Regions from separate parts of the Homo sapiens genome. Here region 1 is linked to region 2. Evidence: chromatin loops called from intact Hi-C (ENCODE). Cell type or tissue: dorsolateral prefrontal cortex. All regions are shown on one strand.

The links. A loop is a pair of places that touch in the nucleus more often than their neighbours do. Peaks named below come from ENCODE experiments on the same cell type or tissue, not always from the same donor. Only the 100,000 strongest peaks of a DNase experiment are listed, where the experiment ranks them.
Region 1: it touches region 2 in a loop (4-fold over the local background); 1 of 110 quality-filtered maps calls a loop at or near these places.

The regions. Positions count from the first base shown.
Region 1 is chr6:164,692,600-164,695,099 of GRCh38, reverse strand. No RefSeq gene overlaps it. Among named protein-coding and RNA genes, the nearest start is that of MEAT6, 130 kb to the left of the region's middle. In dorsolateral prefrontal cortex, no CTCF peak of the experiment used is centred here; a DNase peak (open chromatin) is centred at 989; H3K4me3 peaks cover 1,257 bases; H3K27ac peaks cover 2,144 bases.
Region 2 is chr6:164,084,541-164,087,040 of GRCh38, reverse strand. LOC105378106 (a long non-coding RNA gene) reads right to left here and starts at 1,042. Exons shown (of 2, transcript XR_943218.4): 1 at 721-1,042; 2 at 42-228. In dorsolateral prefrontal cortex, a CTCF peak has its summit at 1,431; DNase peaks (open chromatin) are centred at 1,380 and 1,750; H3K4me3 peaks cover 1,996 bases; H3K27ac peaks cover 2,500 bases.

The DNA.
Region 1 (2,500 bases), 610 kb before region 2:
ATTTTAATGATAATAACCCCCCTTGTAGAGAATTTAATACTTTACAAAGAACTTTAACAACAAAGGAGCCACATATACCTCTTATAGAGTAAGTAAAGCAAGTCCTATAATCTCATTTCAAGAACATCGAGAAACTGAGTTTTGGAGTTACATATACTAGTGAATAGGAGAGCAGAGGCTTCAATTCCATTTGAATGATGCCCCTGGATTTGTGCAGCCAGGGGCACCCGTTGGTGAATGTGGGAAGCAGCACATGCTAAGACCCAGTGGTGGGATCAAACCCGGAGTGGCTGAGGAACTGCAGTCCCCGTGTGTCTGAAAGCGATGGAACCTTGTAAAAAAAGTTTGGCCCTCGACTCAGAAGATGGTGCAGTCTCATGGGAAACAAAAGTTGGAGAAGATATGCTAATCACACAGAAAAATGTGAGACCAAGCTTTCAGTCAATACTGAAATAGGCTTGACATATCTGATGGACCACCCGGGGCACTACCTAACTGAAGCCTAGGTCTGGGTTTCATGTAGATACAAAATTGGCTAAGAAAACAGTGGGTAAATGGAATTGAGCAGACAATGGGCAGTCATTGCTAGACTTAATCAAGGAATCCACACAGTCAAAAAGGTTTTAGTCTATTCATTGAAAGACTTATTTCATTGGAACTTTGGGCAAAAAAGTGGTTGTGTTTATTGTGTGTTACATAGATCATGATACATTATTTTATACAATTGTAAAAGAATCTTTTAAATCACCACCTTAATAGAGTTGTAATTTTACTCAAAACTAGAATTAAAAAATGAAACCCATATATATATTTAACTTAGAAAGATGCAGCTGGGCTTCAAAATTGGCCTCATGCATTTTCCTTCCACAATTTGGCAAAACTACAGCAACCTCCTCTCAAACATTGGCCTCCTTCCTTGTTTCAGCACAATGGGAGCTTTCACATTTCTTCCAAAAGGCTTATTCACAATTATGCAACCCTTTATGGGAGCTTCCTACAGAAAACCACACAGAGTGATGCAGGCACCCTGGTTGTCTGGGTTCCTGCCGAGAGGTAGCAATTTGATGAAAGCAAGGAAGCCAGACCCCATCGTGAGTAAGATTTTAATGCGTGAGCCTAGCATCCGAAAAGGATAACAGCCCTGCTCATAGCATTCACCTTAATGAAAACGCAGTCAGTCTAACATTCAAAATGCACTTAATTTTAAAAGTACTCCTCATTCACACACAGCAACCAGATCATGCACTACATCTTATCTTTTTGTGTGTGTGAACCTAAGATCATGGGTCAAAGAGAAATATGCTTTCTGTGTTTAAACTGAAAAAAAAAATTCCCCGCAAATTGCAATGAAATATCATATTTCCACTCTAAGAGACTGAAAATTATTCAAAAATATATATTTAAATAAGACTAGCAATGAAGCAAGAAATATTTAGTTTCGTGAGACAGCAGTGCTAACTCTCTTTTATTGTTTTGGTAACATCCTATGAGAAGTTGCATTCAGATAAACAGTTCAACCCCTTCAGATTTGCTGACTGTTTACTGTAATATTTTTCAATAATTATGTAATTAGCTCATCAACTCTTTCACACTCAGTATTTCCCTCCTAGCTACTTGGTTTGTTTACTTTAGGGGCTGTCTGAAGTTCTGTGTACAGAATTAATAAGTGGAATAATTTATCTCTTTGCCTTTTGCAAAGAGTCATTCTAATTCAGAACACCTTTACCCGCATGAAGTTCGTGACTCTTTGAGGCTGCCATGGTTCTTAGCTGTTACTGATCCAGGAATCAATTTAAAATACAGTTCACTCTTTATTCTGTTACATTGTTATTTCTTAACCAATAGGTTTTGTGTTTGAAGTGATTTCTAAAGAAACTTCCAGTTGAGGACATTCAATACTAATCAAAGGGTCATAATATGTAAAATATGGAACTGGTGCAGATTTGGGACTGAAAAAAAATGAGAAGGACATAGTGACATGCTTCGTGAGGAGATGAAAGCAGAAGTAAATAAGCTCTAAAGTTTTGAATGAGAACTGCTGGCATTTTTTTTCTTGTGTTTTTAGGTGTGCTAAGTGCAGCAAGCCCATTCAGAGAGCTGGCCTGAGCCATGCAAGCAGTGAGAGGGGCAGCTGAACGGAATGAAGACAGGGCTCTGTCCCCTGTGAATGGAATGGGGGTCTCAACAGAGAGAAGCAATTGCCAAGGGATAGGAAAGCAGGAGGCTCTTAATAGATGTGCCCAGGACTGAGGTCATAGGCAACAGGACAATAGTCAGATCCAGTGATAAAATCTACAAAAGAAATCAGTGGAAAAAATGCACATAGATTTACTAAGATTTACCCAAAATCTGGGAAGTCATACTAAGGAAGTACAAAATGGTATAATAGAAATTCAATTAAAATAGATTACTTAAAGGAAGAACCCTGAAACAATTCAAACTCTTCTAAAAATATACTGCCCTAGCAAGGAGTAAGCTTTCTATGACTTAAGGTGTTCAA
Region 2 (2,500 bases):
CTAAGGCACCCTCATCCTGTGTTTTTGTTTGTTTTTTTTTCCACAAAGTCACATAAACCTTGCGGACCCCTTGCCCAGAAGCTCCCAGTGGTGGTGACAGGGGCTTAGCTGAAATTTGGTCTCCTTCTCTGTGTTGAAGTAATCTTGCAGATTGTGGTGTCCTCTGTCATCTTGTGAACTGCACGTGTGGCTCACAGGTGGTTTCACTGGTTTATTTTCGTGGGAAGGCTGTGCAGGCAGATGAGAATCAGGCCCGCGCCATCCTCCCCCACACCCACGAGATTCCCCAATCCCTTTTTACTCATTTTTTTCTACTTCTCCCTCAACAAGAAGCCACGGTCATGAGAAACCTGAACGGGGACTTGAGTAACTGAGGATGCGGCGCTCTGCTGCAGAGGCAACAGGGCACCATGAACACTAGCCGGGTACATCCAAAATGGAAAAATATGACTATCTCTCAGGGTTGTCGTGCAGATTAACTGAAACAATAATCATGAAAGCACGTGGCACACAGTGACTTCTTAAGCCACCTGTCATCTCTGTAACCAGGCCCTAGAAATTGTCCTTCCGGGGTTGCTCAGGGGGTCAGTGACCCAGCCCCCCTTCACAGGAACTTGTTGGGGTGTGTCCTTAGAACCCACAAGGCAGGAAGTGAGCAAATTCTTAGTTTTCCCTTAGCTAAGAACGATCATGTAAAGAAGGTATTGGGGTCTCTGATACCTGGATACAGAATCACTTAATAATACACATCGGCTTTGCCCACAAACGGGGGAGCAAAGAGGAACCTCATAGCCTCACACTAATTCTGAGCACGTGATCAGCCTCGGCTGCCGGTTCGTCTGCTGAGGAGGAGGAGGAGGAGGAGGAGCAGCGTCTGAAACACGGGAAATGTCCGAAGCCATCTTTCCGCTCCAGCCACTTATGGGTCAGAGTGAAATCTTTCTCTTCTCTCCTCTACGTCAGTTTAGAGTCTCCTATTAAACAGAAAACATGTCGAGCTCATAGGAACACCGCTTTCTTTCCTCCTTCCTCTGAATTTTCTTCACCATCTTCCCCGACACAGGCACCCTCACCCCTGGCCCCCTGCCCACGTCACTCCTCAGTGCTGGCCTCCGGTTGTCAATAGCAGCAGCGACTGTGTCTTCATGAAGAAAGATGGATAAAATATTACCATAACCTCAGAGGCATGAGCAAAGCCCTTATTAGAATTCGGGACCTACAGCTGGAACTTCCAGCATGGGGCGGGAGATAAAGTTCACTATTGTTAGCTCACAAGTGGCTCCGACTTCCTGGCAACTGCAGTGAATTACTCAGTCATTTATGCAGGCCTTCAGAAACAGTCCACTGTTTCCCAACAAAAAAGGCATTCAGGAAGGGAGCGAAGGCTCCGCGGCCCTGGAGAGCCGGCTTTAGGGCAGCCACTGGCCGGGCGGTCTCCCAAGTCAATGGCCTCTGTGGGAAAGGCAGTGATGTCACCTCGAATGTATTTTCGGGGCTTTGCCCTGCTTTCTCCTGATCTCTCCCTCTCAGGCTGTTTCCCTGTTTTATTTTTCTCCTCTTTCTTTCTCTCCTTCCAGCTTCTTTGAGGGCATTATGACTTTTTTCCAAGTTTAGAGCTCAAATCCACTGAAGGCCCGCACGCAGCCCCATGACTGCCATGGCAACGCCGGGCCTGGTACACTTTTTTTTTTTTTTTGCATAAAAAGTAGAGAAAGATTGAAAAGAGGGACAAGAATGAAAGGGGGAACGGAGCCAGTTTGGCCTGCGCGGGGCTGGTGTCTGCTGGGCAAGGACAGAAGCACACGGGGAACGGGACTCGTGAGGCCGGAGGAGCCAGCGGAGGGGCCTTTGAGAAACAAATTTGTGATCCTTCACGGTCAAAGCTTCCGAAAAAGCTCTGCGCTTCTGACGGATGACAAGAGAGGGAGGGCAACAAAGTTCTCACAAGAAATAAGGTCTCGCTTTTGAACATGTACCCAATTGCATAGTTTAGAGGAAGCTTTCAAAAATCTGTCTAGCCTCTCAAAAAGAAAGACAAAAAGAAGAAGAAGAAGAAAGGAGCGAAAAGTCTCAAAAGGACTTTTGACCTGTGTAGAAAGAGAGCAGAAAACACGCTGACACATTTCCTGGAATACCCAAGGTCCTTGAGCTCCCTATTGTTAAACGGCCTCAGTGGAAACTCGAAGGTGTCAGCTGTGTCAAATCAACTCAAAATAATCGATGACAAACAGAAAGAGACATTCATTACTGTACCTTCTTCCCCTAGAGAATATAACATTACCTTGAACTCCTGAAAGAAAATGAATGTCATGTCTCCGATATGTTTTGTGTCCATTCTATCAAAAAGCAGATTGCAAACAGTCTGAGAAAGCAGCTCCTGAAAAATCCAGACAACTGCCCCCATGAAAGCCGGGGCCAGCAGGTGAGGTGACTTGAGCGTGCAGGCATGGATCGCGGTCTCCTGCTGCCCAGGGCTCTTCCTGCTAGCATCAGCATCTGA